3 separate regions of the Mus musculus genome follow, and all the other regions are linked to region 1. A link is a loop called in an ENCODE intact Hi-C map of the cell type or tissue named here. Cell type or tissue: left cerebral cortex. All regions are shown on one strand.

Evidence for each region. Peaks named below come from ENCODE experiments on the same cell type or tissue, not always from the same donor. Only the 100,000 strongest peaks of a DNase experiment are listed, where the experiment ranks them.
Region 2: a loop joins it to region 1, with 2.4 times the contacts of the local background. A loop is called at or near these places in 3 of 42 quality-filtered maps.
Region 3: a loop joins it to region 1, with 5 times the contacts of the local background. A loop is called at or near these places in 12 of 42 quality-filtered maps.

The regions. Positions count from the first base shown.
Region 1 is chr10:43,172,138-43,174,637 of GRCm38, forward strand. Sobp (sine oculis binding protein) reads right to left here and starts at 2,393. Exons shown (of 7, transcript NM_175407.3): 1 at 1,839-2,393. The coding sequence starts at 1,934. In left cerebral cortex, a CTCF peak has its summit at 1,526; DNase peaks (open chromatin) are centred at 180, 522, 1,153, 1,452 and 2 more places; H3K4me3 peaks cover 2,500 bases; H3K27ac peaks cover 2,267 bases.
Region 2 is chr10:43,103,170-43,105,669 of GRCm38, forward strand. All of the region lies in intron 4 of Sobp (sine oculis binding protein), which reads right to left. Among named protein-coding and RNA genes, the nearest start is that of Gm51799, 60 kb to the right of the region's middle. In left cerebral cortex, no CTCF peak of the experiment used is centred here; a DNase peak (open chromatin) is centred at 1,270.
Region 3 is chr10:43,018,819-43,021,318 of GRCm38, forward strand. Sobp (sine oculis binding protein) reads right to left here. Exons shown (of 7, transcript NM_175407.3): 6 at 2,164-2,500. The coding sequence ends at 2,175. Among named protein-coding and RNA genes, the nearest start is that of Gm47815, 15 kb to the right of the region's middle. In left cerebral cortex, CTCF peaks have their summits at 1,005 and 1,204; DNase peaks (open chromatin) are centred at 1,517, 1,703 and 2,305; H3K4me3 peaks cover 347 bases; H3K27ac peaks cover 497 bases.

The DNA of each region.
Region 1 (2,500 bases):
CCACGGAGTGCCTGCAGCCAAAGCCAACAGCACCAGCCCCAAGCATTGAGCACAGTCAGCCTTTATATCCAGCCGGGATAACATTTCACATGTTTTGATTAAAATTAGCTAATTTGTAATTCTAGAACCTATGAAACTTAAAAGCTGCCATCCATATAGAGGGCATTAGGCAGCATCTTAAAGGGCCAGAGCTAGCTGTGGTTGCCTGGTGGCCTTCTCTGGTCGTCCCCCACTCTCCATTTAAAAACGACACGGAAAAGTAATGTAGAAACGCAAGACAGGAGGGAGGGGCCAGAACTGCAGAACACACTCTGCCTCTTGAAGAGAAAACAACTTTTACAGATCTCTTTCTTTTCTTTTTCTTTTATAAACTGTCTATCATTAGAATCAATAGTGGTTTCTGTTACAGGGAATGGTATTAATTTCCAAGGCAAAGCTTCCTAACTTTCCCAGACGGATAACTCCTGCTTCCAGACACTAAATTCTTCACCACCACCACCTCCTCCCAAAATAAAAGCCCTACTTCCAAAGCGTGGAATACAAGTAAAACTCCCGGGAGAGAGGCAAAGCTAGGAACATACACCTAGTTTCACAAACACCTAAGATGTGTGTCTGTTTGCCCCTTCTAAACGTGGGCTTTCTCGCAGCACCCTCACCAAATACGCTTGCTATAACCAAGAAGATGCCCAAGCCGCAATAACAGTGAATTAGTCCCATACCATTTTAACCAGTTTGCCTTTCAAATACAAACTTAACCAAAGCTGACCAAGTCACCTGACTGTATTGAAGATTCCATGCAGACAGAAGTGGAGAACGCCAAGAAACGCGAAAAACAAGCCTTACATATTTTAATATCATAGAAACAAATCTATGTACGTAAAGTGATTTCTTTTTCAAATCAAGAAACTCATAATGCACACACAAGATAAAATCCTCGCCAGGCAAAACACACAACTTTGAGGAAAATAAAGAAGTGGGGGTGACAGAAGAGTCCAGGCTGAGCCGTGTTCTTGGGTTTCTACGCGAACAGCTGGAGCGCCAGGAGGCTGCGCTCGCCACCTCTGGAGCACCGCTGGCCTGGCAGGGCGCCCGGCCTCGCAGAGAGGACTCGGGGCTGGCCTTCGCGAACAATGGGCAGGCGGCAGCGGAGGCCGCCCCTCAGACAGCTGGCTTTCAGCCGGGCTTGCCGGGTCTGCTAACTGGAAAGTGAGGCGTGCAGAGGCGAGCGGGAGACCCGGGGCAGAAGCAGAGAGGAGCGGCCGGGGACGGCGAGGCGAGCCCGCTGGCTGCAGCGTCCCTGACCCGCGCCGCTCCGGCCCAAGCCTCCGCCACTGACAGCTACACCGCCGCAGCCGGCGAGTTGGAGCAAAGCGGGATCACCGAGCCTGGGGATGGACCGGGAAGAGGGGTGGAATCCAGGTATCCCGGGTGCCCCGGTCCGGCAGCTCTTAACTTTGGAGGGGTCCGGAGATTCATTTCCGAAAAAGGGAGAAATACTACACCGACCATCAGGAAAGCCACTGCACCATGCTCACTCGCCACTGGGGTTCAGTGCCCTCGCCCGGCAACATCTGTACCAGTCTAGGGTTTGTGAGGTTAAATAGTATCCCCCCCCCCTCGCCCCCATCAAATCTGAGGTTGGCAGACTTCGGAGATGCAGCCCATGAGTTGGCCTCGGTTTTGCACCTGGAGGGGGAGCTGAGGCGTCCCAGGGACCCAGCAGAAACTGACAAGCGCGCCCCTGTCCCCCCCCCCCCCCCCCGCAGCCTACACAACAGCCCGAAGGGAGCGGACGGAATAAAGAGCTCGGTCTCCCCGGCCTCCGAGTCCGAAAATACCTTCATCTCCTCGTTGATCTCCCTCTTCACAGGGTGAGCGGGTTTCCGGCTTCTTTTATTTTCCGGAGGTCTCCCTTCTTTCTCCATTTCTGCCATGTTTTTGTGTCTGGTTTCTGTGGAGATGAAATGGCTGCTGCCGCCGCCGGCGGTGGTGGTGGTGGCGGTGGCGGTGGCGGAGGTGGAGGTGGTGCTGATGGTGGCAACGCTGGCGGAGGTAGCGGTGCTAGCGGGTCCGGGGCTGGGGGTGGGGGTGGAACAGGCGAGGGAGGAGCGGGGTCTCTTCTAGCGGCGGAGACCGTCAGTGGCCGTCACGGGGAAGGGTAGCCCGGGGAGTCTCGGGGATGCCGCCGCCGCCGCTCCTACCGTCGCCGCCGCCGCTCCTGCTGCCGCCGCTGCCGGTGCCGCCGCCGCCGCTCCCGCTCCCGCCGCCGCCGGGCTGCATCCTCGGGGCCCGAAGGAGTCGTCAGCCATCTTCCTGAGCTCTGTCTGTCCGCATGGGCGAGAGGAGCGCCGGCCACGGCGGAGACAGCTGCTCTGGGCGTGCGTGCGTGGATCTGTGTGTGCGCCCGGGAGAGCGCGCCAGCCCCGGCGCCCAGCGCCTCCCGCGAGCCGAGCCGCGGGCGGAGGGAGGGACTGAGCGGGGAGGGGTCCGAGGGAGGGGA
Region 2 (2,500 bases), 69 kb before region 1:
CTTCTGGGGCCTCCTCAGTGTGATCAGGCCAGAGAACATTCCAGAGATCCTATGGTGTTCACAGGGAAGAAACACCTAAGGTTTTCGTTTTCCTTTCTTTAAGCCTTCAACTAATCTAATTTGGTAAGCAAATTAACATTCCCTTTAATGCCTCTTATTTCAAACCGCCAGACCCAGTTTATTCAGCTCCTCATTTACTTTGAGCGGAGTTTAATCATTCATTCAATGACTATTTATCCTTAAATGAATTCAATTCATTCGTTCAGTGAATACTTATCAAAAATCTCTTGTGTGGTTGATACAGCCTTAAACACTGGGGATGAAGCAGTGCGCAAGACAGACAAAACTGCTGTGCTCTGGGAGTTTATGATAATAAGAAACACAGACAATGGAAAGTACGTATCCATAAAAATACATGCTATTCCGTAAAAGCCATGTGCTACAAAAACAAAAGCAGCTGAGCGTATGGGGCAATGGAGGCTGCTGAGGAGCTATTGATTGAAGACAATCAGATGATGCTCCGTTTTTTTTTTTTCTTCTTCTTCCTTTTTTCCCCCCTTTGGTCCCTTTGCTCATTTTTACGATTGCCAAGGGAACTTTTGATTTTTCTCTTTATCTCCCCAGAGTGTCGTGAATTGGCATGCTAGGGCTAACCCTGGCCTTCTGCAGTTTTACTTATTAATTCCATTTCATTTATTAATGTATTGTACCTGCCTCCTTCGCAGGATTTAAGAGAAGGCTATGAGGCAGCAGCTGCAAGCCGCCCTGCCCCCTGGCTACCAAGGAACTCCATCTTTATGAAAACACAGACACAAAGTCATTTCCAAAGTAGTTCATTGTCACTCATCTCGAGCTGATTTCTCTGACAATCTGAGCGTGTCGGTAAGTCCTCGGGACCAAGGTTTGCCAGGAAGATCAAATGAAAGGGATAAAACTCAGTATCAGCAGCTACTGTTTCCTAGAACCACAGGCTTTGGAGAAGTCAACTGTGTGACTGTCTTTTACAGTGTTCCAGCCATGGAAGGATGTCAGAATTGATCTTGTAAATCAACATCCCAAGGCTAAAATGCTTACATTTCTGCATTTCTGTGTCCATACAATACATCAATAGAACATGGAGGATAGAGGCAGAAATAAAGGAGAAATAATCCATAAATTATGCAGTCACTTTTGCATCCCTCCTTGGTGAGACGATAAAGGGAGGATGTGGGAGTGGCTGCCCTCATCATCATCAGCCCCACCCCTCCGAGCATCTCCATTGCCAGAGCCGAGAGAGCTGGCAGCTCTGGGCAATGCATGGTATGAAAGACATGACTAAGCAAGTGTGTAAGAACAGTCAAACCTCCTTCTAACCTCCCACTTGGTACTCAGCATCCACTCACTACAGTACTTTGTGATAATTTTCTTAATGCTTGGCTTATTTTGACCAAGCCTGGTATGCTTCATTTTGCCACTCTCAAAACAATATGTTAACTATTTTTATATGGCTACATCTTCCATAATTTTAATAGAGAAAAATTATACTCCTAGGTAACGGAATAAATTTCTGTTTGTATAAACTAACTCTACAGTTTATAGAATCACTAATACTTCGTATTAGCTATTTACTTCAAGCACATAGATGAGATACATTTTTGTCTCCCAGAAGTGTTCAATAATTTTACTTATGCACGTAAAGTTCTATGTGTTCATTCTTCTGTTGACTTCAAAAGAAAAAGATGCTAATATAGGAAAAATGTTTTCCATAACTCAGTTTTAGCTTTTCATTGATATCTATTTCATTCACAAACGAGACATGTGAGCCAACAAAGTCATGTACACAAGATGCACACACCAAATGCAATGTTTCATGAATGATAAAATGTGATTCAAGTGGATAGATATTCTTATTATTAGTGCTATGATGACATGATATCGATTAATTTCCTCTGAGAATTATTATATAATACACTGGGCCACAGCTTTCTAAATGACCACATGGCTCTCTCTTATCAGCCAGCTGATTTTCACAATTGCCAGAAGCACACATCTGTTTCAAGACCTGACCAGGTTCTTTCACCCAGGAAGAGGGAAAGTTCAAACCAACTCAGTGTCTAGAGCTGTTGAAACATCTGTACAAGCTGGCTGCTTCTTCCATGCGGCCTCTCTTCATGAATGTCTCTCCTGTCTTGGAGTCAAGGCTTACAGACAAGGTTGTACCACATTTCTCAGGCACAAACTAAAGCATTGGAGATATATAATCAATTCAGGCCATCTTGCCAGTCAGGTTCACACATGTGTGGAAACCATACTACTAACCCATTGGATACCTACAAATTGTGTTTGGGCACGTGGCTCTCAGGTATGATTGAGAGCGTCTCTAGCAAGTGTCAGAGATTAATAGAAATTGCAACCACTGTGCATATCGCATGTTCCCAGGTAAGTTTGTTGAGGGGTGGGGTGGCAGAGGTGTACAGAAGGATGGCCCTTTGATAAACAGATAACCTTTGACTGTGTGGAG
Region 3 (2,500 bases), 150 kb before region 1:
CCCCTCCTTAAATTCCTTGCCTTGCCTCCTCTCGGCAGCCCTCAAAACCCTTGCCTGATTTTCAAAAAGAACTATAATTTCTTGAGAAACTCACAATAAAAAGGACTCTCCAATCACAAGAATTAGGCTATTTGGTACCAGCATCTTCTAGACTTGGCTATTGCCAAGTTAACATTTTTAGTAGTGACGCTGACCCACGGAAACTACCCTTGTCCGATGGATGACTTTTTCAGAAGCACAGGTCACCCAAACAGCCATCCATACACCTTATGCTTTTAATAGATACTTTAGACACTTATAGGGACTGTCACTGTTCCTGTCCTGGTCTCTTAGCACAGTAATGGCAATGAGATCTTTTACCCTCCCATTCTTCCTTGAGTGTGTGTGTGTGTGTGTGTGTGTGTGTGTGTGTGTGAGTGACAAGTCCCAGTGCTTTCTAAAGGTTCTCACTTTTGGGGGGGTCACTCAAAGCATTGTCAAGCAGATTAAATTATCTGGGGTGTTTTCAGTTGGCATGCTTTCCAGAAGGCCAAGACCACTGCCTTCAGACTGAAGGCATCGTAGGCTAAAGGAGGAAAGAAGAGTGGCCTCATCTCTGGTGTTCTGGCCCCACTGGCAAAGCCACCAGCAGGAAAGGAGACCTCAAACCATGGTGGCCAAGAAACGATTCTCACACTAGCCATTAGCTCTGGTTCAGGGCTTCCACTCTGGCTGTAAGCCAAGTGCTCACGTTCCCACCATGAAAGCAAGAGGTTGGTGGGCTCGGATCGTGTACACCGGGCGAGTTGGTAAGTGGAGGCTCATTGCTGTGCTTTATAAACTTTGCCTCAAGGTGATAAGAGACCTTTTGTAAATGTGGTGACAGAGGGACTAGTGAGACGATTCTCCTACGGTGCTCAAAAGGAAATTAAGCTTTGGACTTCCACAACTTGGATTTGAATCGAAACTCTGCCCACAAGTTAGATAATCTTGGACAAATTCCCCAATCCTATTTCTCCACTAGGAGGATGAAGATAGCTAGCTGTTTCTTTGGAGATAGCTCCAAAGAAATATTATGGGGAAACACCCAGAAGAGCCTGCATACCCTGTGAAGATACTCGTCCTCCTCCCCTCCCCCAGGCCTCGTCCCCCCCCCCCACCATAGGACGTAGTCAACCTACTTTGCACATTCTTCTGTGTGTCCCCAGCCCAGGGAAGGAGCAGTGTCTAAGTTAAATGCTGGAGGAACACCCATTTCTCTTCTTTCTGTAATCGGTTAATAAACAATGTTTATTATAACAAACCAATGTTTTGGCTTGTTGCCTGCTTGGATAGATGGGAGAGCTCACCCTCTGCGATTGAATGGACAGGCCTGAAGTCAACACCGGGTCCGCCACCGACAAGCTCTGACTGAGCAAATATTTCCAAGTCACAGCTTCCTTCTTGGTAGTATGCTACCGGACGCCTACTCCACTAGGATTGGCAAGAGTCGCTACAGTGGTTCATGTGTGGTCCCCGCCATCTCACAGAACTGTTGGCTCACTGGATATTAAGTAGGGTACAGCAGTCATAGGGTACAGAGACATGCCTGCCACTTCATTAAGGTCTACACGTAGAAGTGAGACTCACCAGCTCAGCCACTGAGTACCCGAAAGGGGGGCGTGGTAGGTTGGCCGTAAGGCTAGTTTTTCATTTTAGCCCACAGATATGGTTATCTTGAGAAGCTAGAGTAAGAGTCATCTGCCAAATGGACTACCAGCTCTAGGTGCTCGCCCACTGATGGGTTACCCAGACATTTCAATACTGCTCTGCAACCTCCTAACTGAACAGTAAGATTCCTCAAGTAATCGTCCCTCCCATGCCTCCTTTTCCAGTTGGATAAATTAGGTATGAACCCGAAAAGAAGAAAATAGTGTGTCACAAAACAGAGTGTGCTTTCAACTCAGGTTCAAGGGCTTGAGTGATCTTGGCTCTTAACTGTCTCTCGGCTGTAAACTGCTAATGGTGTACTAAATAGCATTGCCAGCTGTCATAGGTATTGGATCAAAACGTTGATGGTACCTGGCCACCCAGAGTGCTCAGAGAAAGCGGTAAGTGACACGATGGCTGCATCTCACCTCCGCCTCTAACAAGCAAGGTGAGGGGCGCTGTCTCTTGGAGGAACGCCCAGGTGGACATACAAACCTTTTATTTTTTTACTTATTCTGGTTTCTAATTCGGAGGCACCTCCTTTTGAGCGGAGGCTCCAGGTCCTCAGGGCCAGCGCTGAGCATGGGCGAGGAGATGACGCACGGCGTCATGGCAGCCTTCTCCGCGGGTTTTGGCACAGGCTGGATCACGCAGCCGGTCTTGGGCAGCATCCGCAGAGCATAGGCGTGGTCCTCGTCCGCGGGGTTATTGAGGTTCGGGTCCGACTTGTCGCCCCCCGCCAGGGCTTCCTCCCCCATCAGTTTTTTGGTCGCTTCCCCGTCCAGGTGGCAGTTGGAAGCGCAGTTGTTCTCCTTGACCGACTCCAGCTCGT